Linked DNA regions of Homo sapiens: all the other regions are linked to region 1. Evidence: chromatin contacts called from ENCODE Hi-C or POLR2A ChIA-PET data. All regions are on one chromosome and are shown on one strand. Each heading gives the region's core, a stretch centred on a gene start or an enhancer-like site at or near the end of the contact. The rest is flanking DNA. Distances are from core to core; before and after follow the strand shown. Region 1 overlaps LINC00673 (long intergenic non-protein coding RNA 673). Region 2 holds the start of CPSF4L (cleavage and polyadenylation specific factor 4 like). Region 3 holds the start of SSTR2 (somatostatin receptor 2). Region 4 holds the start of SLC39A11 (solute carrier family 39 member 11).

What was found. A loop is a pair of places that touch in the nucleus more often than their neighbours do. ChIA-PET counts read pairs that join two places held with the same protein, here RNA polymerase II (POLR2A). Pooled maps may share reads with other maps.
Region 2: a loop to region 1 is called in a map of B cell, with 11 times the contacts of the local background. The contact joins the promoter of CPSF4L here to the enhancer-like site in region 1. A Hi-C loop is called at or near these places in 7 of 168 maps with a recorded cell type or tissue (B cell, CD4-positive, alpha-beta T cell, OCI-LY7 and 4 more), 16 of 37 single-sample maps with no recorded cell type and 24 of 50 pooled maps.
Region 3: a loop to region 1 is called in a map of heart left ventricle, with 5 times the contacts of the local background. The contact joins the promoter of SSTR2 here to the enhancer-like site in region 1. A Hi-C loop is called at or near these places in 40 of 168 maps with a recorded cell type or tissue (B cell, CD4-positive, alpha-beta T cell, CD4-positive, alpha-beta memory T cell and 22 more), 34 of 37 single-sample maps with no recorded cell type and 43 of 50 pooled maps. POLR2A ChIA-PET finds 5 or more read pairs at or near these places in 2 of 52 experiments (activated CD4-positive, alpha-beta T cell and activated T-cell).
Region 4: a map of HepG2 shows a loop between it and region 1 (2.8-fold over the local background). The contact joins the promoter of SLC39A11 here to the enhancer-like site in region 1. A Hi-C loop is called at or near these places in 1 of 168 maps with a recorded cell type or tissue (HepG2), 6 of 37 single-sample maps with no recorded cell type and 8 of 50 pooled maps. POLR2A ChIA-PET finds 5 or more read pairs at or near these places in 1 of 52 experiments (activated CD4-positive, alpha-beta T cell).

What each region holds. Positions count from the first base shown.
Region 1 is chr17:72,559,558-72,562,277 of GRCh38, forward strand. All of the region lies in intron 1 of LINC00673 (long intergenic non-protein coding RNA 673), which reads right to left. Among named protein-coding and RNA genes, the nearest start is that of LINC00673, 32 kb to the right of the region's middle. Within about 2 kb of position 1,399, at least 5 of the 41 ENCODE cell types and tissues checked have a DNase peak (open chromatin) inside an H3K27ac peak, as active enhancers do; they include stomach, where a contact is called at or near this core.
Region 2 is chr17:73,260,520-73,263,239 of GRCh38, forward strand. It overlaps CPSF4L (cleavage and polyadenylation specific factor 4 like), which reads right to left and starts at 1,361. Exons shown (of 6, transcript NM_001129885.1): 1 at 1,197-1,361; 2 at 414-464. The coding sequence starts at 1,299.
Region 3 is chr17:73,163,623-73,166,342 of GRCh38, forward strand. It overlaps SSTR2 (somatostatin receptor 2), which reads left to right and starts at 1,388. Exons shown (of 2, transcript NM_001050.3): 1 at 1,388-1,666. RefSeq lists an enhancer at 513-762 and a silencer at 1,303-1,642.
Region 4 is chr17:73,091,352-73,094,071 of GRCh38, forward strand. SLC39A11 (solute carrier family 39 member 11) reads right to left here and starts at 1,337. Exons shown (of 10, transcript NM_139177.4): 1 at 1,260-1,337. RefSeq lists a silencer at 266-497.

The DNA of each region.
Region 1 (2,720 bases), core at 149-2,648:
CCCAAAGTGCTGGGATTACAGGCGTGAGCCAGCGCACCCAGCCCAGACCTGCACTTTTGTATTTATGTCACAGGCCTCCTTAGTAGAAAGTGGCGGGGAAAGAACCTAGAAGATCCTTGAAGCTCAGAATTTCCTGTGGGAAGAGGATGCGTCCACCACAGAGCATTCCTGGGGAGCCCACGCATCTCTCTGCACAGTGGCAGCCCGTGGATAACTTCACCTAATAAGAATTGATAGAGCTGACCCAGAAAGTACTAGCCTACACCGGACCATAGCCCTGCCACCCCTAGCAATTATATAGGGATTAGAGCAGAATATTTTATCCCAGCTTTCCCCGTGGCTTTTATCTTATTTTTCCTTCCTTTATTTATTTTTATTTTTTTAGATACAGGGTCTTGTTCTGTCACCCAGGCCGGAGTGCAGTGGCGTGATCGCAGCTCACTGTAGCTTCAAACTCCCAGCTCAGTCTCTGAAGTAGCCGGGACCATCAAGCCGGCTAATTTGTTTTTTGAAAAGATAGGGCCTCACTATGCTGCCCAGGCTGGTCTCAAACTTGTGGGCTCAGGGGATCCTCCTACCTGGGCCTCCCAACGTGTTGGAATTACAGCCATGAGCCACCGCGCCCAGCCTTTATTTCCTTTACTTATGAAAATAACATTTTAAATTAAATGCCTTAAGTCCTTTTGGCGATAGACCAGGTATGTTCAATAGTCTGCCAAAGACATGTGAGTTTTCTAAAGCTATTTCCATCCATGTCGGATTGGGGTGAGAGAAGGGAGACCCAGTTAGGCTGCTGGTAAATGTGTACATGGCCTGCACCTGCAATAATATAACCTGAACACTAGAGGGCACCAGAGCCCAAGAGTCAGGCAGCCCCAGACTTGGCCCTGAGCAGGAAGCACCAGGCGCAATAAAAGCCCCCTCCAGACCCCATAACTATCCAGGCTGCAAGAGCTGCAAGATCCAGACCCTCCTCAGCCTCACACCTCCAAACACCCACCTGCCCGTGTTCACCTGTGGGGTGGTCAGTAAGCAAGTGCCCAGGGACACACGGAGCAGGGCTGCAACCCCAGGCCATCAGTCGGCCTGTGCTCTGAGCCCCCACTGCGTGCCAAGTGCTGCAGGGAGGGAACCATGATGGTGCCGTGCACGTGTGCAGAGCCTATCACTTACCAAACATGTTCGCCCACACACAGACACACAGACATGCACACGCCACCTCTTTATATCATCCCCAGCACCCAGTAAGGCCAGCTCCATCACCCCATCCTGCTGATGAGAAAAATGAGTCCCAAGAGTGCACGGTGACTTCTCAGGGTCAGACATCCTGGCTGGTTAACAGCCGCCCAGCTGGGGAGGTCCCACTCGGCCCAGGGTGGTTTTCCACTTTAGCGCAGCACCTCCCAAAAAGCAAACATGAACCTGTTCTCGGGAGTCCTGCCTGCGATAACCTGGAGCTGGGCTAAACCTGGAGTGAATGCTGTTAACCAAGCTCAGGGCGGGTTTCCAGGAGGCTGAGCTCGCACAGCCACAATGGCAAAGCCACCACTCAGAGAGCTGGAGCCCTTTAGTTTCCCGGCGCCTCCTGCCGGTTCTTCCCGTAAACGTCTGTGGCTCATGCTGCACAGTATTCGGTTGCATCTGCTGCTTCATGGCTCTGTAAAAGGCAAGGTGGGGGGCTGTGTATATGTACGCATGAGTATGCATGCACGTGTGTATGTGCACATATATATGCATTTATGCACCCCCTAGAGGCACTATGGGCCATGAGGGACCTGCCTGTCCCTCCCTGCACCTCATTCTGGCCACAGTGGCCAGTCCTCTACCCCTGTCCCCAGCCGTGTCCTGCCCCAGACCCACCGGGAAAATGCAAGGGAGAGACAAGGCACCCTGCACAAATCCACAGACGCTTACAGGGTGACACCAGAAAGGAAACCTCCAGGCAACCTACCTGTCCCGGAGCTCACAGGGAGTGTGGCCCTCCCAGACACCCAGCCTGACTCCCCAGACACAGCCATCATCCAAAAATGGCACCACAGAGGCAGCCATCAATTATTTTGTTTCTAGTCTTGCTCAAGTTTTTTGCACTTATTCCCTTTTTGTCCTAATAAATAATTTCCATCAAAAGGAATCCCGCGAACATGGCTATTTGGCAGAGAACAATCATATGTCAAACTTTCCTACATCTACAAGAAGAATGGATCTGTTGAAACCCATTTAAGTCTCAAATGATGTATACAGAATATAGAGAATATTCTTTGCCACAGATGAGAATATCCCTCTCGTTCTGAAAATCTGGCTGAGCAGGGCCGGTGCTGGAGCAAGGTCCGTGCTGGAGCAAGGTATGGGGGAGTCCTCTTTCCCATGACCACTTGCATGGGTGTCTTCATGAGACCCACTGGGCATGGTGGTGGGGAGAGGGCTCATGGGGCTGAGCTCCTGGGGGTGAGCTGTAACCCTTCTTTGGGGACTTTTTATCTCAGACTGAAGGGCTCAGTCTCGGTGACCAGGGCAGATTCTGCCACCCTGCAGCTGTTTTGGAGGAAGGTCAGGGAGGCCCATGAATATGGAACCAACCAGGAGGAGGTTCTTGGGACACACAGATCCAGGACAACACAGCCCCAGGCTGACGTCCCCATCAGACCATCCATGAGGCACAAACCAGCGCCCGCCATACTCTGAAGGGCCCATGAAAATGTTTTAACTTCTTTTAAAATCAG
Region 2 (2,720 bases), core at 111-2,610, 700 kb after region 1:
ACTTTGGGAGGCCCAGGCAGGTGGATCACCTGAGGTGAGGAGTTTGAGACCCGCCTGGCCAACATGACAAAACTCCATCTCTACTAAAAATGCAAAAATTAGCCGGGCTTGGTGGCATGCACCTGTAGTTCCAGTTACTCGGGAGGCTGAGGAAGGAGAATCGCTTGAACCCAGGAGGCAGAGGTTGCAGTGAGTTGAGATCACGCCAGATCACTCTAGCCTGGGCAACAGAGCGAGATTCCATCTAAAAATAAATAAATAAAATAAAAATAAAATTCCGTTCCATCCCAATTTTCCCTCCCCAGGTGCAAATTCGACACCCTATCCCAGGCCAGGCAGAGCCCCTGCTGGGTGTAGCTCAGACAGACCCTACACTCACCCAGCTTGGGGCCCAGGCCTGTCTGCTAACTCACCTTTCTCACAGAGCCCTTTAGTGAAGAAGTTGCACACAGCTGAGGCCGACTCTGGAAGGAGAAGAGGGAACGGAGAAGGTAGCTTCCCCAGAGGCTGCAGCTGTTCCGGAAGCCTCCACCTCCATCGGCATGTCCCACCTAGACCTCCCCCAGGCTCTGGCCTATGGGATCCCAAATCTGGGCCCTGTAGAGGTTAACCTGCAGAGCCAGCCAGCAGACCTCAACCCTTAACCCCCCAACTCTGAAACAGAGGAGCTCGAGGGGCTCAAGCCTGGCCCAGGAGCTCGGGAGGCCAGTGTGGCTTCTCTCAATTCACCGTCTCTCTGTGCCTCTCTTTCTCAGTCTGGAAAATGGGTTGCCCCGAAGCCACAGAAGAGAGAGACAGAGAAGGGGCGGTCGCATCAGGGAGTTGAGCAGAGAGGCCTGTAGAGAAGGAAGGGGGAGGGAGGCTGGGCGTGGTGGCTCATGCCTGTAATCCCAGCACTTTGGGAGGCCAAGGCGGGCGGATCACGAGGTCAGGAGATTGAGACCATCCTGGCTAACATGGTGAAACCCGGTCTCTACTAAAAATACAAAAAATCAGCTGGGCGTGGTGGCGGGCGCCTGTAGTCCCAGCTCCTCGGGAGGCTGAGGCAGGAGAATGGCGTGAACCCAGGAGGCAGAGCTTGCAATGAGCCGAGATTGTGCCACTACACTCCAGCCTGGGCTACAGAGCGAGACTCCGTCTCAAAGAAAAAAAAACAGAGAAGGTAGGGGAGGGAAAGTGGCCCCACCCTCACTCACTGTCCATGCCCTGGAAAGGCAGGAGCCCAGTGCCCTTCTGCATCTCGACATCCTTCTCGAAGGCAAAGGTGAACCGCTCTAGCCCCGCAATGACCTCTTGCATCTTCCGTCTCCTGCTGGGGCTGCGGAAGCTGCTGGAACCCAGGCAGGTGGGCCCAATATAGCTCATCAGAGGCCCTTAAGGGGCCAGCGCCCAATGCCTCCCCCTTCACCCCAGGGTGCCAGTGGCCAGGTGACTGCAGGGGACGCTCCAGCCTGGGCTGTACAGGAGCAGGGCCCAGCTGCCTCACCCGGCCCACCCAGTGCAGGGGCAGACACCCCAGGGCCCCTCACCCCCACACTGTGTACACAAGGCTCACTCGGATAGGGAGGGATTCGCAGAGCCCCACAAACTGCTTATCTTTGCATGTTACCGAACACAAACGTGGCGTGCACACAGACATTACCAAACCTGGGCTCATACTTTGTCCATGAAGACACAGCCACAGGTTAGCAAAGAGTTGCACAAACCAACCGCAGCAAGGCTGTTATTCTGCCAGAGCTGGGGGTGGTGGGGGTTTGCAGAGGGAGGGAGCCGTCCCACCTCCCCGCTTCTTCCCATGAGGGAAGGGGTCTCCCTCTGGGGCCCCTGACACCCCTTTTCTGGCCTGAGTGACAAGCCCCGAGTGAGCTCTTCGTGGGAGACAGGGAAAAAGGAATGAAGAGGAGAGGAACTGAAACAGTTGGATGAATGGCGCTTTGTTTACCTCGCACACAATCGCCAGCTTGGCGGGAGGGCGGAACCGACCAAGGCCAGGGCGGCCTCCCAGCCAGGATTCCACAGGGCCACCCAGTGCCACCCCACCCCTGAGAAAGTGCTTTATAAATGAAATCTCTATGCAAATGTTGTTTTATTATTATTACACCACCCCTGCCTGCAGGGCTGGGGACATCTGACAATGCTTTCAAAGGAGCATGTTAGGGCTCTAATTAGACCAGGTTCCCCCTCCCCCTGCTCTGGCCCCAAACTGGCCTTGCCTCTAACTAGAGCTGCTGTTCTCAGTCACATTGGCTTTTAATGCCCATAGAACCAGAACCCATACGCCCTCCTTTCTGGGTGCCCAAACCCAGCAGGGAGAGGTGGGCAGCCCCGCAGGCTCTCAGCTGGGCCAACATGAACTAGCCTGCTGGCTGTTGTTCCCCGTGGCTGTTGCTCCTAGATCTGTTCTTTTGAACTCCAGATCAGAAAAGAAAATAGCTGGAGAGATAGACACCTGGAGCCGAGGTGGGACTGGGAGGAGCAGGGACGAGATCCAAGAGTTTCCAGAAGCTCAGGCCTCTGACTGCATCCTGGGAGAGGCAGAGGGACCCAGCTCCAGGGCTAGAGGGTGGGGCCAAGGGGGTCCCTGGGGTAGAAACCCTGGCTTCTCTTGGCCTTAGTTGTATGCGTTGATTAGTAGTCCCAAGAATGCATTCATCTGTCAACACAGGCTCATTAAAGGCTCACAGAAGCCTGGCAGCGCAGGCAGGACTGATGAGGGAATC
Region 3 (2,720 bases), core at 138-2,637, 600 kb after region 1:
CTGCCTCTCCCTCTTCCCACTGACGGTGAGCAGACACAGCCCTCTTCCAGTGAGCTAGCCACCCCAGCCCTTCCACTTGCATACACATGTCTAAAAGAGATGCTGGCTCCCAGATTGACTCCTGGAACTTAAGGCAATTGCAGCTCAATTTCCATCTCACCCTGAGCTCCAGGATGCCAAGATTTAAGCCCTATCATGACCAACGTCTCAGAGAGAGATGGAAACTCCTGATCCCCATCTCACAGTGGGTACCCCAAGATACAGCTTGGCCCAGATAGAAGAGAGAGCTGGCTGCTGCTGTACCTGGTGGTTGCTTTTCCATGTCACTCATCTATCTCTAAGGCTCACCCCACCTGCCACACAGCTTCTGGACTTTTACTTTTCCCTGGTGAATTGGAAATCAGATAATAGGATGGACAAATCAAGGCAGCTCAGCTCACAGAGAAAGCTAGTTGGGGTTTGCTTTCTGTTTTCACATCCTCTAAAACTGTACTGAGGATGGTGTGTGTGTGTGTGTGTGTGTGTGTGTGTGTGTATACCTATGTACTTGGAGGAGGGTGAGGAAGGGGAGGCTGCAGGATTGATTATGACTTATTAAACTATTGGAAAAGAGGCTGAATCATCACAGTCAAAAATAAACAGCTGCAACTCCATGCGACTCCCACTTCTTGCCTGCTCCCCTTTGCTCCCTCACAGCATGTAGGAGAGACTGTGCTGGGTCAGACCAGCAGGTGCTGACTGACGTGGCTACAGCAAGGGGACCACCTGTATGGCCGCTGCACCTCCAAGCTGTGGGACGCAGGGACAGCTGGGACCAGTCGACGTCCACTGGCCCTCTGATGGCTCCTAGGACTGAATCTTGGACTCCAGGTGCGGGTTTACACTCCCTGCGCTCATTGGGAACTGCATGGAGAAGCGCTATCCCCTGAGCCCTTTTTCTCCCTACTCTTAGCCTGGCCCTGCGCCCTGCGCCCGGGGCTGGCCCACGGTAAACACAGCTTTGCTAACTTGTTTGGCTAAGGAAATCACAGAGGTCCCGGTATAAGTCTGGGTCACCCCGGCCGCCACTCCAGCTGCCTAGAATATATGGGTGGAAGGGAATCGACTCTGTGAAATCAGAGGGAAAATAGCGCTTGTCCTTGCCATGAGTCTTGAGGAGACCGAAAACGCTTAACCTTTTACGCCCCCGCAGGCGGGTCCCCTCTCTCCCCGCTCCCCGGCTGTCTGTAAGCTCTGCCTGCGGCCACCCGCAGGCGTTTCAGCCGGTCTCACCCCTGTCCTTCTGCAGGACCCGGGAGGAGGGGTTGGGGGGGCGGAGCGAAGCCGCTGTGACGTAGCGGGAGGGGGGCGTGGGGAAATGTGCCGAGGGGCCCGGGCTGGCTGGGCCAGTCCCAGCGGCGCAGCCACCCATGCGCGCGCGCTCGCAAGACCACCAGCGCCCAGAGCCCCAGTCTGAGGCTTGGCGCCGGGGGTCTGCGGGCGAGGGGAGCTCTCTACGTGCGAGGGGCTAGCGGGAGCCGGCACAAGAGGGTCGAGGAGCCAGGAACCCCAAACGTCCGGCGCCAGGCGCTAGCCAAGCTGCTGCGCGCCCCGGCGCCCAGCTGGCTCGGGGACAGCCGCTGGGTGTCGGAGACCGGAGCTAGCGGATTGCAGCGGAAAAGCAAAGGTGAGGGGTGTGTGTGTGTGTGTGTGTGTGTGTGTGTGTGTGTGTGTGATAAGAGAGATGGAGGGAGCGAGAAGCGCACTTGGGCACCTGTGTGCATCTGCGCTGATGGTGGTGTGCCCATCCGAGTGCCTGAGCTTAGGTCCCGGTGCGTGATTCTCCGCTCTTGTGCCTTTTGGGGTGATTGTAGTAGGAATGAACGACAACGGGTACCCTTGCCTGAGTAAGGGGGCTGTGGGTAGAGTGTGCTGGAACGGACGTGTCCTCGCAGCCTCATGCCCGTGTGCGTGGCGTGTGCCCTTTAGCCCGAGATTTCAGGTAGCTGCGACGGGTGACAACTTCTCTCCCAGCCCCCTACAAAAGAGACCTGGCGCGAGGGGAGCGAGGCCGTGAGATGCCAGCTGGGGCTCCTGCGGGAGCGCACCCGGAGATCCGAGCCTGCCAGAGGCAGGCGGCGGGCGCAGAGCGGAGAAAGAGGGGCTTCTCTCCCTAGACGCTGAACGATCTAGGATCCGTCCCCGTCCCCCACCTCGGGACAGAAAGGACAGTTTGTCTAGGTTTGGAGAGAAAAAACCACTGCATAGGCCGTGCCCAAAAGCCGCTGGCCAAGTCCCCCAAGCGACTGTCTTCTGCGCCCCGATGTCTCTGTCCTCAGCGCCCCCCCCCCACACCCGGCACCCCTGCTGTGCGTTTCGATACTGGGCGTGCTGGCGCCACAATCTCCGCTCTTGCCTCGTCTTCCTGGAAATGGCACAGAGTTCTTTGGGAAACCCTTGCTCTGAGGATCAGCGAGTTGGATGGCCAGGAGGAGGACTTTCTGTGCCAGCCGGGAGCAACCGGCTCCGCGGTCCTGACACTCGCCCCTCCATTTCTCAACCCCGTAGGCCAGCACCGCCCCGGCTTTTCCCAGGCGCTCACGCGCCGCGGTGGCCCTCAGGGGCTTTTGTCACCCTGCCAGTGGGGGCTCTCGCTCTAGCCGCACAGAGACCAAGCCGGGTTCTGCAGGCCCTGAGGGAGGCGGGGGGTGGGAAGTGAATGCGGGAAACATGATGGGGAG
Region 4 (2,720 bases), core at 87-2,586, 530 kb after region 1:
AGTAATCGCTTGAACCCGGGAGGCGGAGGTTGCAGTGAGCCGAGATCGCGCCACTGCACTCCAGTCCGGGTGACAGAGCAAGGCTCTGTCTCAAAAAAAAATAAAAATAAATAAATAAATAAAACTGGTAAAACTTCTACAATACCAAGAGCTTAGAAAATGAGTTCTCCTGCCCCATGTGGGATTGGCAAGAGCAAAGAAGAGTCCCAAAAGAACAGAAAGTTTTCTGCAGAGTCTCAAGAGAAGAAAAAGTTTCTGGCAGAGTCCCAAGAGAACAAGAAGTTTTCTCTAACCGGCAGACCAGTAACAACTTTAGGACACAGCATCTCCATCACAGCTTACACAATGGGGCTCAGAATTCCTCACGATGGGGATATTAATTCCATCAACCCTGATTCGTTAGCAGCAGGGAGAATCATTCTCTGACCGTTCCAACTTTTAACATGCCAACAGCCTGTAGACTTGTACACACCTGCCACAGCAGCACATGGGCATTCCCGGCTGATTGATACAGGTTTGTTTTCTTTATTTCCTTTCTCCCCCTTTTAAACCTGTTGTTCCGCTTCCAAGAGTCAGTTCAAGAGGCTGGTGAAGTTGCAGAAGTGGAAACAGCACTAGGGCTGCTGGGCCTTAGTGGAGCTGCACACACATGCCCTAACTCCACGAGGGGGAATCCAGCAGAAGGATTCAGGTCTGGGCGGAGAGGACTGTGGAAAAGTTCTCTAATGCCTCGCTACTCAAAGCGTGGTCCGCGGACCACCCAACCTGGGAATTAGTTAGAAATGCACACTGTCACGCCCCACCCAGACCTGCTGCAAGTTAACCAGATTCCCAGTCAAGTTCCAGAGGTCCAGCTAACAGCCAGAGCAAGTGGGAGGGGCCTGGGAGCAGCTGGATTTGTAGCTGCCTCTGCTCCCAGGAATCCCGGGTACCCCCACACACCGCCTAGGAAGGGACGAACGAAGAGGATTTGGGTTAGGACTGTAAAAGGAAGGCATGTCATTGCCTTCCAGATCACCCTGGAGAGGGACATAGCCGGGGTCCGGGGACTTCCTTCCCACCGCCCCTCACCCTCCCACCCCGCCCCGACACCTGCCAAAGCCTCCAATTTCTCCTCCAAACCCCTCCTCTCTCCAGGCGTACCCCCTTCCAAGCTCCAGGTGGCTGCCCTTCCAAGTCCCACACTCTTGTCCTGATGGCCTCCGACCCCGGGCCTCGAGCCCAACCAAAGGCACCGAAGGAGAGAAAAGCCAACTCACTAGGGTGCCCTCTCCAGCCCCCACTGCACTTCCATCAGCCCCCGCTGCCACTCTCTCGCCGGCTCCACTCCCGCAGTCACTTCCTGCTTCCCTCCCGCACACGTGGCCCTCCCGCCTCCGGGCCCCGCCCCCTTGGCCGCAACTGGCAACTCCCGCCTGAAGAATAGATTCTCTGGTTCACAGCCGTCTGCAGGCTCAGGAACAGATCTGGGCGGGCAGAACAGAGCCCTGAGGCCAAGAGCCCAGCAGTCTGCGAGTGACTGCAGCCCTAAGGGAAGCTACAAACACCCAAGGAAAGAGCCCTTTGTAACACCCCTGATGTTACTTATGCTTCTACACCTTTGGCAGCCAGGTCCATGCCACTGGGTGCGCAGCAGAGCAGGATGTGCTGTGTGTGTGTTGCGGGAGAGGCTGGGGGCGGGTAATGTGATGGCATCGGCATCATTCTCCAGTCAATGACCCTCAAAAGAATCACTGGAGGGGGTCAAACACAAAATGCCAGCACCCCCAGAGGCTCTGGTTCCGTCATTCTGGGTGGGGCTGACATTTTGGGATTTTTTTGTTTTTGCTTTTGTTTTTTTGAGATGGAGTCTCGCTCTTTCGCCCAGGCTGGAGTGCCGTGGCCCAATCTCGGGTGATTGCAGCCTCTGCCTCCTATGTTCAAGCGATTCTCCTGCTTCAGCCTCCCGAGTAGCTGGGATCACAGGTGCATGCTGCCAAGCCCCGCTAATTTTTGTTTTTTTTTTTTTTTTTTTTTTTTTTTAGTAGGGACGGGGTTTCACCACGTTGCCCAGGCTGGCCTCGAACCCCTGACCTCAAATGATCCACTCGTGTGGGCCTCCCAAAGTGCTGGATTATAGGCATGAGCCACCGCGCCTGGCCTGAGATCTTGTTTTGAGCTAGGAGTTGCTGATGCTGCTGTCCTGGGACCACCCTTTGAAAAGCACTGCCCTAGGTCAAAGGCTTTGATCTGCAGGATTTCTGTGAAAAGACCAGAGGATAGGATTGACTAGATTTAGCCAAAAACAAAACAAAATAAATAAATAGATAGAAACAAGATGCCTGGGCTGGGCGCTGTGGCTCACGCCTATAATCCCAGCACTTTGGGAGGCCGAGGCGGGCAGATCACAACGTCTGGAGATCGAGACCATCCTGGCTAATACGGTGAAACCCCGTCTCTACTAAAAATACAAAAAATTAGCTGGGCGTGGTGGCAGGCGCCTGTAGTCCCAGCTACTCGGGAGTCTGAGGCAGGAGAATGGCGTGAACCCGAGAGGCCGAGCTTGCAGTGAGCCAAGATCACGCCACTGCACTCCAGCCTGGGCAACAGAGCAAAACTCCATCTCAAAAAAAAAAAAAAAAGCCTGATTAAATTTGAATTTCAGAAAAATAACGTCATTTATTACTATAAATATGCCCCGGGCAATGTGTGGGACATACTTATGTTACAGGCATATTTGT